2 separate regions of the Homo sapiens genome follow, and region 1 is linked to region 2. A link is a loop called in an ENCODE intact Hi-C map of the cell type or tissue named here. Cell type or tissue: Caco-2. All regions are shown on one strand. Each heading gives the region's core, and the rest is flanking DNA. Links, peaks and the distances in the headings are about the cores only.

Region 1 (8,000 bases), core at 1-8,000, 55 kb before region 2:
TGGTATCCTCAGAAGTCCTGAAACCAATTCCCCGAGGATACCCATGAAGGACTGTACATATACACCCACACACAATGACTTTTATTCCCACACAGGTTTGTGGGGAAAAAAAGGAAGAGTGAACTTGGGTTACATGAATCCAATTGGTTACACCTAATTTTCTCCATTTTCTCTTCTTCACTTCTAATTGCTAAATTAAAAACAATTAATAATTTTCATAAAATGAGTATTTTGTTTTCCACAGATACTTCTTAATGCTATCATTACAAATACTCTACTGGAACATATATACTCCCTCCTAAATGTTCTATATTATCAAAGGTATACTTTCTTAAAGAAGTAGATTTGAGATGACAGAATTTCATGAAGATTTGTAAAATTAACTATAACTTGTTAAATATGGATGAATATTAACTTGTTAATTTAAATTGAGCAGAGATAAAGGAAAGCAAGGTCAGTAACTTCTATTATCTATCATTTTTAATAGGAAGCTATAATAAAATGATAAATTCAGCCTAATTTATGTCTAGATCTTTATTAAATAAGATCGATCCAATATTCAGCAATTATCTTAATATAATAATGTATATATTCATTAAAAATATTAAAGACTTTTGCTGCAGACCTCTGTTGGGAATTGTTCTGGAATGCAGTTTATTCTCACATTGACAGGATCATTTAACACATTTGGACATTTTCCTGAATCAGAAGGATTTGTAGTCACACGAGTAGTAGCTGGAGTTGAAGTAGAATCACTAATTTCTGGGGGAGGAAAAAACTCAATAAAATAAAACATGACATTAAATTAATTTTCTCAGAATTATCAAGTAATAAGTACTTTTTGAAAGAATACATGAATTCATATAAAATGAAAATTTTAAAATAAATTTTGCATTTAAAAAGACCCACAATTTCAAGCACTAGTCATCAAAAGGAAAAGATCCAATCATACTTTTAAAATTGACAGTGTAGAATCCTATTGACTGTTTCTGAAGAAATACAAAATATATTTACAAAAGGACTTGGTGTAGATTCAGAAGGTAACAAAATATACATTCATACTGTATTTACAACTTGTATTTTATAGCTGAAGAAAAGATGGAGCAATATGAGTTATGAAAAACATATAGAGAAGGTGAGAAGAAATTAGAGAAGAGGAAAGTAGGTGAAAGTTATTCAAATTATCCCTTGCAAGGGAATAATTTGATAGGTAAAGTAGAGAAAGCTGGAATAGCGAAGAATGGTAGATACCAACGCCATATAAATAACATTCCAGCAATGAGATATCATTAAAATATATTGCTTCATAATACAGTAAGCTCTCAGTTTCTGGAAGTAGGTAAAACAAAAGATTAACAGGAATAGGAAATGCTAACTGTAGTCTAGAAGATAATGTGTAACATCCTTTACAATACTGATTTGCTCAAGAGAGAATAATGAAGAAAGAGATTCAGCATTCCGTATGTACCAACTCTAAATTAGAATTAAAATATTCAGAAACAGATAATTAAACTATCCAAGTCTTTTTTCAACTTTCCTCTACCTGCCTTTCTCATACAACCTCTCTCTCTCCTTAAAATAAAATCTAACCAGAACAAAGAATATTTGCTAAAATCCTTATTTCCTTTGCAAGTGTGTGAAGGCTGGAGCAAAAACCCAGGTTTTCCCACTAATGAGATGATGCTCACACCAGTAGGCGATTATTCCACCTTACATTAACGATTTGATCCCTTTGCCTCTTTGCTCTTTGTCAAGTAGCTAGGGAAGGCAATTCATGTCAAAGCACATGGATTCCTTACTTACAATAGCTCATCATTGAAATATGGAATATAATGAATAGAAAAAGTGGAAGTAATTGTGTAACTTACCCTGGATTTTTCTATAAGTGTTTCATCTTACACAGATTATTTTTTAAAACCTATAACTATTGTGGAGTAACTTCCTCCTAACTTCACGATAATGTAGCCATGCTTTTAATGTACTACTTACCATCAACAGCAGGTGTCTTAGTTGCTAAAACAACAATTAAGGCAATAGCTATTATAGTAACTATGACAAAAAGGACAATCAGAGAGATTTCCAATCCACTAAATTTCTTTCTTGCCATCTAAAAACAGAAAAGAATATATATTTAAAATGTAAAATATATAACTATAATAAACCACCAACAATTCTCATGAAATTACATATTCTTTTTTTTACTATGTATAATGCAGAGTTGAAGACAGCACTTACATAATATCCTAAATTAAGCACTTACTTAATAATATATTAAGCATGTACTTAATAACCTGAAACTTATACTGATATAAAATGTAAGCAACACATGCAATTTAAAGTAAAAGGAATGAATTACTGATGCACATTACAGTAGTAGTAGTACACTAAGATGAAAATACAGATGGAAAAAAAGATCTTCAAGTAGGTGTGTCTTGCCTTCTCATTTAGAGCATTTTGCAAGGCAAAGGCTTCCACTTGCACTGTTTCTCAATTCTCACAACAATTCTATGAAGGAAATAGTTATTCACATTTTACTGATCAGGAACTTTAAGCTTAACAAAGAATAAGTTATAGTTCAAAGTTAAAAACTTCAGTTTTTTTCTTGAACTCTCCTCTCTCTAATTCCAACACTACTTTCCACAATATTGTCGAAAAGAACATAAATACATATATTTGATAGAATAGTATATATTTGGGAGTTGCTACTCTGTTTAAAAATCTTTTGAATTTTCACCAAGTTCCTTCATCAAACAGCAGCAAATGAGATATACAAAACTCTTATATCAAAAATACATATTTATTATTAAAAGACATTATACTTTTGAGGTAGCATATGGAAGATACCCAAATGTAGACAGGAAAGAACACATCTCCAATAATTATCTGAAAGCATATTTGTTTAATTTAATTTTGACCACATATATCTTATTTTTCTTAGTTCTCAAGTTTCCATGGATTATCTGTATTCTATGATTTTAGTATAAATCTTAATTCAAAGACATATACCAAAGTAGAACTTAGAATTACTACAGTAAGTGCTTTAATAAATTATTGGGTTTAAAATCACGGTTTGTTTTTTTTTTTTTTTTTGGTCTCACAATGGTCCCTGTTCTGTAACTATGTCAACTCATGTACCCAGTTGTCCCAACCTAAACACCTTTTTTTCCTTCTTCCATATGTTTTACAACATTCAATCATTCAATAAGTCCATCTGACTTTATCTTCAAAGTATTTTTAGAATTATGCCTTCATTTTATCCCCAGCACCACAGCATAATTTTTAGATAACATATTGCCTTCATACCTGCTGTTCAATTTCAATCCCTCCCCATCCACTCTTCTAGGTGAATTCTAAATTTTGCTGAATTCAAATGCCATGGTGAGTTCCTTACCACTCTGAGGCACAGTTAATCTAGCCTTTCTTCATTTACCATAGCATATTAAATGTCCATTGCAATTATTTATGTATATGTTAATTTCCTCAATTAGATCGTTACATTCTTGTTAGCAAAAATTATAAAAGTAGTCAGAGAATAATATTAAGTAAGCAAAAACTTAATTTTTTAGTATAGCTTATAAATGAATATCTGCAGATTAGCATTTATTCTTAGTATACAATTTTCTGTTCCAGATATGTAAGCTGTTTATTGCATCAGTAATTTTCAAAGAAAATGAATGTAAAGTAAACAGAGCAACAGGTAACATACAAAGCTGTTCGAAAAATGAAGCCCAGTTGCGTGATGTTATGTTGAGAAATGACAAAGTTACATTTAGTGTACAACTTTAAATAAGTGTAAATCTCATTTGAAGTGATAACCTACTTTGCTACCAAGAAGTCAATAATGAGAATTGTGCTTTCCTTTTTGATAAGGGAAGTCTTAAAAAATGCATTTTTGTCATGAAACAAACTCTCCTTTGTCTAGAAAAATCAAAACAAAATTTAAAACAATTGCTTAAAATTACTGTGATAAAAAAATATGATCCCTGTAATTTTGGATTACAGTAATTTTAAGCAACTCTTCTTGGAAAATATATATTGATACCCTTTCTCTGCATATTTATTATGAAGATGAATAATACTTTATTGTATAACAACTTGATGAATGATCTTTAAAAGGTCAGCTAGAAAACAGTAATGTTTTATAAATGTAGCATTCTATTTTATATAGATTTTCTTAAAATATATTTAAGCATACTTTATTATTCATCTATTTTTCAAAATCTTAATCAGTACTCATTTTCTTTCATATAGAGTCATTAAACAAAACTTGCTATGATTCCACCTAAGTCTTACAAAAGTTATAATGAAGAGTTGGGCCAAAAAAAATCCTGTATTTAAAAAAAAATTAGAAATATTTTTTCCTGTTTAATACAAGGTACTACATATTTCAAATGGCAACTTAAAATATATGATATTGCTATTTTAGCCTAGTGCAGATAGATGGGAATACTGCTAACACAAATTAAGAAAAAATATAATTAGTTGAAAACATAAAAATAACAAAAAACATATGAGCCATAGACTTACCTTATTTCATAGCCTGTTCTCTTTGCTATGTTGTACCAGACTTGGATAAGGCTGCCAAAATAATGATCAAGGAAAGCTGCTTAGGTATATATTGACCTACTCATAAAGTTTTATTGCACCCTTACCAGCCTATCAGTGTTTAATAATCTTCTGCTCAACATACAATTGTTAAAAGCCTTAACCCTGAAAGTAGTTTACATAAATGTTTCTCTCTGGGAATCTAAGTTAATTAGTAATTGTACTGTCAGATACTCTTTGATTTCTCAAAGCTGTGAACTATTAATATCTTAAGAACATAAAAGTAGTTCTTTCTATTTTTTCTCTTTTCAAAATTATATTTATTTTATATTTGGATTTTGTTATAATAACTATTTTGTCCATTGTGTGCAATTTAGATCCTCACTGGAGAGTAGAAACATATTTGAAAGACAGAATCTGTGAAAAATTTTCAGGATATAACAATTAGAAGATAATATTTTATAAAAAGTAATGATTAAATAAAAATTATTCCCTGTATCTTGTCTTTGATCTTAAGGTTGAAAAAGTGACCAAATCCTTAAGTATAAAACATAAAATAGAGGTGCCCAGATCAGTAATTTAGAGATAAAATCAACATTTTTATCTATTTATTTACCACAGATAGCACTCATTGAATTATAAAAAATCATATTGTAAACCTTCTCATTTCATGTAGTAAAATGTATAAAATTAATTACACTACTGGTTTAAGCTAGCATAATGTTTAAAAGCAATGGATTTGATATAATAAATTTGGATATAAATGCTGGCTGTACTATGCTTACCTGAGAAATTGTGGGCAAAATACTACCTATAAAATCACTAAAAGAATTATATGAGCTAATATTGCTTAATTATTATTGACCCCAATTTGACTCTGAAATTGTCAGAGTCTAAGCCTTGCATACCATCTGGATACTATCTTTTCAACAAAATATATATTAAAATAATGTGTTTGCATAAAGTAGAGCAATTAGTTTTTGAAGCAAACTAAATATGAGTCTAAAAAGAAAATTTAAAAAAAGTATGCATGGATTGTTGTAAGACTCAGTAGCTATATAAAGGAGAAATTTCAGTATATAAAATCAGTTATATAGCAATAAGTTTAAAATCAGTCCAGAATGATCTAAATAGGAAAAATATAATAAAACTTTTGAGTGATTTACTCTCTATTCATATGCCACATTATTTTATATGTGTAAAATCTCACTAAATGAACTCAAAGCTCCTAGAACCAATAGGCAAGCAAAGCAAGGTCACAGGATATAAGGTCAACATACAAAGGTCAATCATGATCCTACCTAATAGCAAGGAAGAATTGGAAACTGAAACTACAATATAGATATAGACAGAGATATAAGTTGATAGATAGCTAGATTATCAATTAGAATAGCACCAAAAAATGTTGATGAAAAAGTTAAAGATTTTAAAAATTGAGAGATACGCCATATTCATAGACTGCAAAACTCAGTATTAAGCTGCCAATTTGCCACTATTAGATCTACACATAAAATATAATCTAAATCAAAACTCCATGAAGTAAATATAGACAAGCTGATTGTAAATTTTGTATACCAATTTGTATAACAGCTTTATTGATAATTTCCCCAAACTGGAAACAACAAAAGTGTCTGTAAACTCTGGCATATCCATACAATAGCAAACTACTCAGCAATGAAAAGTTATAAACTACTGATTTATGCAACAACATTGATAAATCTTATATTTCAGATCAATTGTTTTCCCTTTAATTTTAGTTCTCTGATAGATTCAAGAGAAATAGTTAACAAGTTGTCTTTTTATTTCTTCCTTTAGAAGTGAGAGCAAAGATTCTTTCCAGCTTTCCACATCTTTGAATTGAAACGATAAGCCTCTGTCAAGTTTTAACTAGTCCTCCTTTACATGTTCCTTTATTTATAGAAATATTTCAAGTAACAGCTTTTGTTCTCTCCAGTTAAAAACTTTGTGTGATTTTCATGCTGCTAAAAAGACACATGCACATGTATGTTTATTGTGGCACTATTCACAATAGCAAAGACTTGGAACCAACCCAAATGTCCATCAATGATAGACTGGATTAAGAAAATGTGGCTCATATACACCATGGAATACTATGCAGCCATAAAAAAGGATGAGTTCATGTCCTTTGTAGGGACATGGATGAAGCTGGAAACCATCATTCTCAGCCAACTATCGCAAGGACAAAAAACCAAACACTGCATGTTCTCACTCATAGGTGGAAATTGAACAATGAGAACACTTGGACACAGGAAGGGGAACATCGCACACTGGGGCCTGTCATGAGGTGGAGGAAGGGGGGAGGGATAGCATTGGGAGATATACCTAATGTAAATGACTAGTTAATGGGTGCAGCACTTCAACATGGCACATGTATCCATATGTAACAAACCTGCACATTGTGCACATGTACTAGAACTTAAAGTATAATTTAAAAAAAGAAAGTCTTAAAGAAACAGACAGAAAAAAAAAACTTTGTGTGATTTTGAATTTGTGTACCTTCTATTTCGTATCGTTATCTCCCTGTCATGTCAACAAACTGGCCTTTGTTTTAAGCAATTACTTCTGCCACCCTAGCTCTGGTTCCAACAATGAACCTCAATCAATCGAATAAGGTGTTCAAAAAATGCTTAGAAGGTAAATTCAGATAAAAATCACAAAATAAATGTATTCAATTATAAGCATAAGGAAGTTATGTACAGTAATTAAAAAGGTGTTTTAACTTAAAACATATCATTTTATTTAAAAACAAATATAAATTCTTAAAATTTCAATTATTAATATAAAGTTGTCCAAAAACTTTAAAACTTCATAAGCAAAATGATCCCCAAATTGAGTTGGATAGTCAGCAGGCAGGATGAGTTGTGAACACCAAAAGTGAATCATAACTGGTGATTGACACCTAGTGTAATTAGAACAGATTAATGTTCAACTACTCTCTTTAGGGAGTATTATGTACTTTGTCTCTGAAATGTGCATGTCAGAATTTCAAACATATGGTAGTTAAATCATGGACGTCTACAGTAGTTAAATCATGGACCTCAAATATGCACCTTAGGTTAAAAGTTACATGATTTAATATACTAGTTTTATATGTTACTTGCCACCAGGATGCAACAAAAAGACAAAAATCGAATTTTCACAGCGATAATGCAGAGATATTTCAAAATATTAAATAATAAAAAATGTTCTGCTTCTTTTAGAGGCCTGTGAAAAAACTAGAAAGAAAACAGCCACATGGCAAGAGAAGAAGGAATGGAAGAAGGCTCTGGGAGGTGTTGAATTTGTTTGAGTTCTTTCTCCTAGAAGACAGAAGCAGGTGCAATAGAACACAAATATAAAAAGGGAAGCCAAGGTTCCTGCCTGGGTCATAAAAAATACTGGATACAAAAGATTTTAGAAGAAGAAGGAGAAAACAAATTCAGGGGCAAGACACC
Region 2 (11,758 bases), core at 1,849-9,848:
TTCAATTCTTCCTGTTCTTGGCTACCAAAATAAAATTTTGGGTCTAAAACTATGAAATTCTTATTTGTATGCAATCTGTATTTGCATACATTTCCAAATAGCATTTTAAAATAATCATTTTAGATCCACCTATATGAGGTAAACAAAATAATCTCAGATACCTTAGCTTCTCCCCCCGCTCCTGTTCTTATTTCCATGACTCTTTCCTTTAAAAGAATGTAGTTATCCTTTCTAGCTCACTAACCTCTTTCCTTTCTCTCTATTCTATCACTATACTGATAATATGCCCACTGATGCCTGCTAATCATTATGTCAAGTTTTGCAGTTAGGATGACTGAGGAATGCAGACAGGAATAGATATTGAATAAGATGATTACTATTGCTTGAACACTTTATGGATTAGGAAGACCACAGATGTGGATCAGATGTGACTAGGATAATAATAGAAAGAAAGATTGAGCATGCAGATTATGGCAAGAACAGAGATCAGCAAATCAGATTTATTGATGGGGACTATATAATAGGAAAATTTCAATCATACAAAACTACCTCTTGTCCCTAAATTCTAACCTCAAATATCAAGGATGAAAACCCATTATGCAAATAAATAGTATATTCATTTCTTTAAACTGTCATTTTCTTGGTTTCAAGGTTAGCCTCAGGACATAAGGGAAAACAAAAAGCTACAAAAAAGCTGAATGTGGGGAGATGTAAATTTAAATTATATCTCATTCTACATGTGTTTTTCAGCGATAAATAATATTTAAATATTTTCTGCATTAAGCAAGAAATAATAATTTGCATTTAAGTCAGATTAAAATCTTTTTAGTATTTTCGATCACTTCGAGGTATAAAATGGAGAGAAAAAGTATTAAGACATGCTATTGATCTGGACCATGTCCGTTCTATTATTATAACAACATCAACACTCAAATTAATGGCAGCAAGCCCAAGTTAATTGTTTTTGAGACGTCATGAGCCTATATCTTTTCGAATACCACTAATAGCAAAATAACTTTAAGAGGAACAGCCAAAAGAAGAGAAACCCACAAAGGCAAATGACCAAGAGTCATATAACATAGACATGCAGGAATAATAGTATTCAAAACAGAAAGGAAAATGGGCAGATTCAAAAAAGTTATTTAACCACTGAAAATGTAAATGTTATATGACTCTATCTTTTGTTGATTTTTTATTTTGAAAATTTGCATAGTGATTGAAAATCAGTTACTTAAAGTATTTTGACATTCTACATCATTTTGTAAAGTTATCTTACCCTTGTATGGGCATTAAAGAGTTACATATTTAATGTCGTCTTCTCAGTCTGGGCTTCTTGGGAAAAAATTTGCAGATATTTGAGAGGACTTAGGTATTGTAATCTAAGCTGTATCTTCTCTAGGGGATGACCCCAAATCTGGTAGCACTGTGGTTCTTGCAGACTCTTAGAGGTACTGACTTGATGGTCTTGGACAAGATCCAGAATGCTCTGGATTACTGGGAAGAGACTTTTGTACTCTTTATTTACTTTCTCCCAAACAAACAGTCTCTCTATGGTCTCTGAGCCACCGGGAGCTGGGGGTGAAATGACACAAAAACCCCTATGGCCACCACCCCTAGGACTGTGCTGGATCAGAACTGAAGCCAATTTGGCACTTGGTCTGGCCAAAAGCCTGCTATCTCTCCCTGGCTACCACTTATGTTCACTCAAAGCCACAGGGCTCTAAAATCAGCAGGTGACAAGGGCAACCAGGCCTATGTCATTCCCTTAAGGGCAGTGAGTTCCCCCAGGCTCTGAGCAGAGGTAGTAAAAAACTTCAGAAGTTTCACCTGGTATTCTATTGTACTGTGGCCGAGTTGGCACTCAAACCACAAGACACAGTCCTTCCCACTATTCTCTCCCATTTCCAAAGACAGAGAAGCCTTACCTGGTAGCCACCACCACCACCACCACCAATGTTTCCTTAAAGCCCAAGGGCTCTTAAGTCAGCTGTTGTGAATGCTGTCTGGCCTGGGACTCACTCTTCAGGGAAGCTGGCTCCCTTCTGGCCCAAGACAGATCCAGAAATGCCAAGAAAGAGCCAAGTTCTGGAATTGGGGACCCCAAGAGCCCAGTTGGTGCTCTATCCCCCCATGGCTGAGCTGGTACCTAACTGCAAGACAAAGTCCCCTTTACTATTCCCTTCACTTTTCTGAAGTGGAAGCAGTCTCACCCTACAGTCACCACAGCTGGGAATGTGCTGAGTCTCACCTGAGGCCAGCGAGTCTCAGTGTCTCACCTAAGGCCATTGACGTAGTACCTGGGTATCACTGCTAGTTATTTAGGGCCCAAGGGCTCTTCAGATAGCAGGTGATGAATCTTTCCAAGACTGAGTCCTTCCCTTCAAGGCAACAGAATTGCTTCTGGACAAGGGTGTGACTAGAAATTTCTGGAAGCTAGGACCTAGAAATGCGGCCTCATAACTCTAACCAATATCCTATGCTGCAGCTGAGGTGGCTTCCAAACTGCAAGACAAAGTCTTCCCTGCTCCTCTTTCTCCTCTTCTCAAGTGGAATGAAGGGGTCTCTTCTGTAGCTACAGCTTTGTAACCTGGGGTTGGGAGGAATGATACCACCACTCCCTTAGCCACCCCAGCTGGGGTCTCAGTAGGTCGCATCCTTCGTCAGTCCACTGTCTCTGGGCCCAGTTCAGTCATAGGGCTCACCTAGGTGTTGCAGTCCTTGTGGCCTAGAGTACCTTTCAAGGTTTTTTTGAGCCCTAAAGCCCTTTAGCCCAATGGCAAGGCTTGCAGAAACTCAAGTTCCCACCACTGGGATCAGCAATTCCCCTCTGGCTAGGGCTGGTTTAAATGTACCTGCTGTGGGTAAGCATCAGATGAGATTGGGCTAATTTGCTTTCTGCTATAAAAAGGGTTGCACTGAGTTCAATGCTTCATAATTGCTGGCTCTCCCTCTCCCCATGCTCTCCACACCAAGCTGCTGCTGCCAGGAATGGGAAATTAGTGGTGTTGGCCATTCGGAATTGTTTCTCCTACCTTTTCAGTGCCTCTTTCAGAGAAATAAAGTTAAATCCAGGTACTGTGAGTGCTCGCCTGGTTTTTGGTTCTTAAGAAGGTGCTTAATGCATGTAGATTATTGTTAATTGGTGTCCTTGTGGGAAGGGGTGACAACTGGTGGAGCCTTCTATTCTGCCATGTTACCCCACCTCTCTCAAATTATCTTGCTCTTGAAGAAAAAAAATACATAAGAAATTAAGTACCATGAAAATGATTTCAAGAAATAAAAACTTTGAAATTATAATAATGTGTTGGAAGAGTTATGATAATAAAATTTTTAAGTAAAGTAAAACACCCAGTATTATGTAATAAAAATGGTTTCCAGTGAAGGAGAAAAAAAAAAAGTGAGTTAACATTTCTAAACTTTTATATAAAACACTGTGCTGTAATGTTTTCTCATTATTTTACTTTATCCTCAAAAAAATAAAAAAAAAACACATGAATGGAGCAATTATTCTACAGTTGCAGGTGGAGAAGAGGAAGTTTAATGTCCACATTCAGCTGAAGAGCCAGAGGTTTCTATCTCCAAAGACCATACTCTTTGCATTAAAGCATTAATAACTTTGAAGTTTAGACTATCATATATTTTAAATAATAAAATCATGCACAATGTCAGCATTAACAAGCACCTTAGAACTATCTGAAGTACCGGGCTGAAGTCCCAGAGTTCATGAGGTCATTTTTATTTACAAGGATACATTATCTTCACTGTGAGAGTGTACATGCAGAAAGCACATGTCATAATAGAGACTAGTTTCTGATGAGGGATTTTGTCAAGTAAGACATATTTCATTTATTTCTCGACCATAGAGACTGGAGACATGGAAAGGAATTTGCAGTTTTTTAATTAATCAAACACAATTATGAGTGCATATCCAGAGGTATTTGTATAGCCTAAATATATCTAAGACTCTCACCCATCTCTAGAAATTTTAATATAAGCTATATTTAGATAAGCTTAAATACAAGTTATAATTTTTAAAAATATATGGATTATTTCTAAGGAGTGGATGTATAACCATGGCATATTTTAAGATTTCTTATGGTCAGTTGTTCTTTCACTCTTGTTGTCTAGAATTGTTTACCCTTTCTCTTTATCCCTAATCATTACCTAAATCTCACAAAGAAATTCTATTCAATTGACACTTATGTAAACAATTAAATATGTTCCAACCAATCCATTACTGCTTCCAAGTTAAGTTAAGGATTATGAAGTATTACAATGTCTTCTTGATATATGTCAAATATGAATAATAGGGTAAATGACTTTTTAAAATGTTTTTTTTTTTTTTGAGATGGAGTTTTGCTCTTATCACCCAGGCTGGAGTGCAGTGGCACAATCTTGGCCCGCTGCAACCTCCGCCTCTCAGGTTCAAGTGACTCTCCTGCCTCATCCTCTCGAGTAGCTGGGATTACAGGTGCCCACCACCACACCTAGCTAATTTTTTTTGTATTTTTAGTAGCAAAAAGTTTTTGCCATGTTTGCCAGGCTGGGCTTTAACTCCTGACCTCAGGTAATCCACCCATCTCAGCCTCCCAAAGTGCTGGGATTACAGGCATGAACCACCACACCAAGCCTTAAATATCTTAATAAATACTATTAAAAATTCTGGACCTTAAAATTAGCATTTCAAATCTGTAGAAAGATATTATTCAACAAATAATGTTGGAAAAACTGGGAGGTTTTGGAGAAACAAATAATGTTGGATTTTACATCACCAAAATAAATCCTAGATGAATTAAAAGTTTTAACATTAAAAAATAAAACTATAAAAGTACTAGAAGAAAACTAAAGAAACTATTTTATTCATTCTCTTTTTTTTAAAGCAAACACTGAATAGGAATCTTATCTAAATATGTTTAAAGCTCAGAAGCTATAGAGAGAAAATTCTGACAAATTAAATACATAGAAATGTAAATGGTCTTTTTTGGTTCAAAACATCTTAAACAATGAGAAATTTAAATGATAAGTTGAGAGCATTTTGATAATATTTATCAAATGCCAAAGTTTACATTCTAGAATTAACATAAACTCCTACAAATCAATAATAAATAGACCAATGGTCTAATTTTTAAAATGGCAAATTATATGAACTGACATTACCCAGAAAAAAATATTAGAAAGTGAACAGACTAAGATACATAAATAATAAGAGATATAAAAATTAAAGCCATCAGATCATGTTTCACTCTTGAGCAATAAAGTGATTGGATAAACTGTAGTGGAGAGTGTATGGAAAACAGCCCTTCTCATATGTGCATCTGGGTAGGAAATTGCTGTCAAGTTGGTGAATGGCACATCCATTAAAATTTAAAAATATATATGTTTGTTGACCCAGAAATCCCACCCATAGGTCTTCTTTCTACGTACATAATTGCATACATTAAAATGTTATCTACTCACTGCAGTTTTGTTTATAACAACAAAAATTAGAAAGAATTTGTAAGTTCATTACTTTGTGACTAGTTACATTATAGCACATATATAAAACAGAATATTATAAAATAAATTAGAAAAATGATGGATATGTAGTAGCTTATATGACCTCTAAGAGAAAAAAGTTAGAAGCAACATAGTGTGCATAGTATATATCATTTAGGTTACATATATCATTAATGTTATATATGTAACATACATACATATATGTCTGTAAATGTATAATGATCTCTGTATATATGTATGTAAATGTGTAGATACATATGTTTGTAAATATATAAATGGTCTACACATATACATTACATATAACATATATATGTGTGTATATATGTGTGTGTGTGTGTATATATAAATATGTGTCTGTAAATGTATAGATGGTCTCTGGGAAGGTACTAACAATGCTAATTGTCTCCTGGGAAAGAACAAGACATCTGTAATGTTTGAATTATGCATCATGTACATGTTATTAAATTTGAAAATCTATTACACATGCACACACACAATATGTATATATATCAACACACACACAATACATAGGTATTTATATCCACACACACAAACGCACACATACAGTCATTGTCTCCAGGGCCTTCTCCTTCTCACTACTGCTGAACTTCATGAGGCATTCACTTTGGTAGGCTGCTTAGTGCAAAAGAACTAAAATCAGAATGAGCTCTGTACACAAGTCTCACTTTTGACATTCATTGATCATATAATCTTGAGCAAGTTCTTACTCCAGTATTTCTTGGCTTTGTATCCCTAACAAGTTGCTTAATTCATCTATGCTTCAGTTTTGAAATTTATAACATGAGGATAATACTAGTGCCTATCCCCTAGCAGTGCCAATGAAAACACTGAGGCTCAGAAAGATTAAACTTTTGTTTCAAGACATACACTCTGTTATAGACAGAAAAGACTAGATCTGTTATTTGATTTTATAACCTATTCACATTACAGAGTACATTCTCAAACAGAATTTCCTTGATAGCATTGTCAAGGGACAAATACACACAAACATTTACTTAAATTGTCTGAACATGAACTTTGTAGTCATTACATAACTTAAGAGTTTTAAATACATTGGGGAATTTTCACTATGTTGACTTTAGAGTTTCTTATTAACCTTTCATTGTCTTACAGCTGTAAAAGCTGAAATATCTTATTGCTCATTTTCATAATACACCTTTCCTGTCTCTCTTTTTAAAGAGTAGTATTGAGCAAAATAATTTAAACATTAAAATAATGAGGATTTAATTTTTGTCTTTGATTCTTGAGAGGGAGGGTAGGAGTTAAGCTTCAGAATGAATAAAGGTAAATGGCAAAACACAGATTAGAAATAATTTCAACATGTATGTTAGTTTTGGTTAAGAGCATATGTTCTAGCTGAGCGCAGTGGCTCATGACTGTAATCCTAGCACTTTGGGAGGCCAAGGCAGGAGGATCACGACGTCAGGAGATCGAGATCATCCTGGCTAACATGGTGAAACCCGGTGTCTACTAAAAAATACAAAAAAAAAAAAATTAGCAGGGCACAGTGGAGAGTGCCTGTGATCACAGCTACTCGGGAGGCTGAGGCAGGAGAATGGCGTGAACCCGGGAGGTGGAGCTTGCAGTGAGCTGGGATCGTGCCACTGCACTCCAGCCTGGGCAACAGAGCAAGACTCTGCCTCAAAAAAAAAAAAAAAAAAAAAAAAAGAGAGAGAGAGAGAGCATATGTCCCTTTCTATGTGGTCTTTGATTTATTTTTTATTATTATTATTTTTTGTATTATACTTTAAGTTCCAGGGTACAGGTGCACAACATGCAGGTTTGATACATATGTATACATGTGCCATATTGGTGTACTGCACCCATTAACGCTTCATTTACATTAAGTATATCTCCTAATTCTATCCCTCCCTGATGCTCCCACCCCACGACAGGCCCCAGTGTGTGATGTTCCCCACCCTGTTTCCAAGTGTTCTCATTGTCCAATTCCCACATATGAGTGAAAACATGCAGTGTTTGGTTTTCTGTGCTTGCAATAGTTTGCTCAGAATGATGGTATCCAGCTTCATCCATGCCCCTACAAAGGACATGAACTCATCCTTTTTTATGGTTGCATAGTATTCCATGGTGTATATGTGCCACATTTTCTTAATCCAGTCTATCATTGATGGACATTTGGGTTGGTTCCAAGGCTTTGCTATTGTGAATAGTGCTGCAGTAAACATGAGTCTGCATGTGTCTTTATAGCAACATGATGTATAATCCTTTGGGTATATGCCCAGTAATGGGATGGCTGGGTCAAATGGTATTTCTAATTCTAGATCCTTGAGGAATCACCACCCTGTCTTCCACAATGGCTGAACTAGTTTACAGTCTCATCAGCAGAGTAAAAGCATTCCTGTTTCTCCACATCCTATCCAGCACCTGTTGTTTCCTGACTTTTTAATGATTGCCATTCTAACTGGTGAGAGATGGTATCTCATTGTGGTTTTGATTTGCATTTCTCTGATGGCCAGTGATGGCTAGCATTTTTTCATTGGTCTGTTGGCTACATAAATGTCTTATTTTGAGAAGTGTCTGTTCATATCCTTCGCCCACTTTTTGGTGGGGTTGTTTGACTTTTTCTTGTAAATTTGTTTAAGTTCTTTGTAGATTCTGGATATTAGCCCTTTGTCAGATGGGTAGATTGTAAAAATTTTCTCCCATTCTTTAGGTTGCCTGTTCACTCTTTTGCTGTGCAGAAGCTCTTTAGTTTAATTAGATTGCATTTCTGAATTTTGGCTTTTGTTGTCATTGCTTTTGGTGTTTTAGTGATTAAGGCCTTGCCCATGCCTATGTCCTGAATGGTATTGCCTAGGTTTTCTTCTAGGGTTTTATGGTTACATTTAAGTCTTTAATCCACCTTGAATTCATTTTTGTATAAGGTGTAAGGAAGGGATCTAGTTTCAGCTTTCTGCACATGGCTAGCCAGTTTTCCCAGGACCATTTATTAAATAGGGAATCCTTTCCCCATTTCTTGTTTCTGTCAGGTTTGTCAAAGATCAGATGGTGTAGATGTCCGGTATTATTTCTGAGGGCTCTGTTCTGTTCCATTGGTCTATATCTCTGTTTTGGTACCAGAGATACTGTTTTGCTGTTTTGGTTATTGTAGCCTTGTAGTATAGTCTGAAGTCAGGTAGTGTGATGCCCCCAAGGTTTGTTCTTTTGGGTTAGGATTGACTTGGCAATGCGAGCTCTTTTTTGGTTTCATATGAACTTTAAAGTAGTTTTTTCCAGTTCTGTGAAGAAAGTCATTGGTAGCTTGATGGGGATGGCATTGAATCTATAAATTACCTTGGGCAGTATGCCCATTTTCATGGTATTGATTCTTCCTATACATGAGCATGGAATGTTCTTCCATTTGTTAGTGTCCTTTTTTATTTCATGGAGCAGTGATTTGTAGTTCTCCTTGAAGAGGTCCTTCACATCCCTTGTAAGTTGGATTATTCTCTTTGAAGCAATTGTGAATGGGAGTTCACTCATGATTTGGCTCTCTGTTTGTCTATTATTGGTGTGTAGGAATGCTTGTGATTTTTGCACATTGATTTTGTATCCTGAGGCTTTGCTGAAGTTGCTTATCAGCTTAAGGAGATTTTGGGCTGAGACGATGGGGTTTTCTAAATATACAATCATGTCATCTGCAAAAAGGGACAATTTGACTTCCTCTTTTCCTAATTGAATGCCCTTTACTTCTTTCTCCTGCTGGTTGACCGGGCCAAAACTTCCAACACTATGATGAGTAGGAGTGGTGAGAAAGGGCATCCCTGTCTTGTGCCAGTTTTCAAAGGGATTGCTTCCAATTTTTGCCCAAATCCCATTTGGCTGTGGATTTGTCATAAATCGCTCTTATTATTTTGAGATACGTCCCATCAATAACTAATTTTTTGAGTGTTTTTAGCGCGAAGGGCTGTTGAATTTTGTCAAAGGCCTTTTCTGCATCTATTGAGATAATCATGTAGTTCTCGTCGTTGGTTCTGTTTACATGATGGATTACGTTTATTGATTTTCATATGTTGAACCAGCCTTGCATCTCAGGGATGAAGCCGACTTGATCATGGTGGATAAGCTTTTTGATGTGCTGCTGGATTTGGTTTGCCAGTATTTCATTGAGGATTTTTGCATCGATGTTCATCAGGGATATTCGTCTAAAATTCTCTTTTTTTGTTGTGTCTCTGTCAGGCTTTGGTATCAGGATGATGCTGGCCTCATAAAATGAGTTAGGGAGGATTCCCTCTTTCCTATTGATTGGAATAGTTTCAGAAGGAATGGTACCAGTTCCTCTTTGTACTTCTAGTAGAATTTGGCTGTGAATCTATCTGGTTCTGGACTTCTTTTTGTTGGTAGGCTACTAATTATTGCCTGAATTTCAGAGTCTGTTATTGGTCTAGAGATTCAACTTCTTCCTGGTTTAGCCTTGGGAGGTTGTATGTGTCCAGGAATTTATCCATTTCTTCTAGATTTTCTAGTTTATTTGTGTAGAGGTGTTTATATTATTCTCTGCTGGTAGTTTGTGTTTCTGTGGGATCAGTGGTGATATCCCCTTTATCATTTTTTTTATTGTGTCTATTTGATTCTTCTCTCTTTTCTTCTTTATTAGTCTTGCTAGCAGTCTATCAATTTTGTTGATCTTTTCAACAAACCAGCTTCTGGATTCATTGATTTTTTGAAGTTTTTTGTGTGTCTCTATCTCCTTCAGTTCTACTCTGCTCTTAGTTATTTCTTGCCTTCTGCTAGCTTTTGAATGTGTTTGCTGTTGCTTCTCTAGTTCTTTTAATTGTGTCTTAGGGTGTCAATTTTAGATCTTTCTTGCTTTCTCTTGTGGGCATTTAGTGCTATAAATTTCCCTCTATACATTGCTTTAAATGTTTCCAAAAGATTCTTGTATGTTGTGTCTTTGTTTAGTTTCAAAGAACATCTTTATTACTGCCTTCATTTCATTATGTACCCAGTAGTCATTCAGGAACAGGTTTTTCAGTTTCCATGTAGTTGAGCAGTTTTGAGGGAGTTTCTTAATCCTGTGTTCTAGTTTGATTGCACTGTGGTGTGAGAGACAGGTTTTTATAATTTCTGTTCTTTTACATTTGCTTAGGAGTGGTTTACTTCCAACTATGTGGTCAGTTTTGGAATTGAAGTAATGTAGTGCCAAGAAGAATGTATATTCTGTTGATTTGGGGTGCAGAGTTCTGTAGATGTCTATTAGGTCTGCTTGGTGCAGAGCTGAGTTCAATTCCTGGATATCCTTGTTAACTTTCTGTCTCATTGATCTGTCTAATGTTGACAGTGGGGTGTTAAAGTCTCCCATTATTATTGTGTGTGAGTCTAATTCTCTTTGTAGGTGTCTAAGGACTTGCTTTATAAATCTGGGTGCTCCTGTATTGGGTGTATATATATTTACTATAGTTAGCTCTTCTTGTTGAATTGATCCCTTTACCATTATGTAATAGCCTTGTCTCTTTTGATAGTTTTTGGATTAAAGTCTGTTTTATCACAGACTATGATTGCAACCCCTGGTTTTTTTGTTTTCCATTTGCTTGGAAGATCTTCCTCCATCCCTTTATTTTGAGCCTATGTGTGTCTCTGCATGTGAAATGGGTCTCCTGAATACAGCACACTGATGGGTCTTGACTCTTTATCCAATTTTCCAGTCTGTGTCTTTTAATTGGAGCATTTATCCCACTTACATTTAAGGTTAATATTGTTATGTGTGAATTTGATCCTGTCATTGTGATGTTAGCTGGTTATTTTGCTCATTAGCTGATGCAGTTTCTTCCTAGCATTGATGGTCTTTACAATTTGGCATGTTTTTGCAGTGGCTGGTACCAGTTGTTCCTTTCCATATTTAGTGCTTCCTTCAGGAGCTCTTGTACGGCAGGCCTGGTGGTGACAAAATCTCTCAGCATTTACTCATCTGTAAAGGATTTTATTTCTCCTTCACTTATGAAGCTTAGTTTGGCTGGATATGAAATTCTGGGTTGAAAAGTCTTTTCTTTAAGCTTGTTGAATATTGGCCCCCACTTTCTTCTGGCTTGTAGAGTTTCTGCTGAGAGATCAGCTGTTAGTCTGATGGGTTTCCCTTTGTGGGTAACCCGACCTTTATCTGTGGCTGCCCTTAACATTTTTTCCTTCATTTCAACTTTGGTGAATCTGACAATTATGTGTCTTGGAGTAGCTCTTCTCGAGGAGTATCTTTGTGGCATTCTCTGTATTTCCTGAATTTGAATGTTGGCCTGCCTTGCTAGGT

The links. A loop is a pair of places that touch in the nucleus more often than their neighbours do. Peaks named below come from ENCODE experiments on the same cell type or tissue, not always from the same donor. Only the 100,000 strongest peaks of a DNase experiment are listed, where the experiment ranks them.
Region 1: it touches region 2 in a loop (7-fold over the local background); 1 of 110 quality-filtered maps calls a loop at or near these places.

What each region holds. Positions count from the first base shown.
Region 1 is chr3:165,073,906-165,081,905 of GRCh38, forward strand. SI (sucrase-isomaltase) reads right to left here and starts at 4,591. Exons shown (of 48, transcript NM_001041.4): 1 at 4,528-4,591; 2 at 1,990-2,107; 3 at 626-762. The coding sequence starts at 2,107. LOC105374192 (a long non-coding RNA gene) reads left to right here. Exons shown (of 5, transcript XR_924668.2): 4 at 3,631-3,697; 5 at 7,767-8,000. In Caco-2, for the core only: no CTCF peak of the experiment used is centred there; no DNase peak of the experiment used is centred there; H3K4me3 peaks cover 804 bases.
Region 2 is chr3:165,127,171-165,138,928 of GRCh38, forward strand. No RefSeq gene overlaps it. Among named protein-coding and RNA genes, the nearest start is that of LINC02023, 25 kb to the right of the region's middle. In Caco-2, for the core only: no CTCF peak of the experiment used is centred there; no DNase peak of the experiment used is centred there.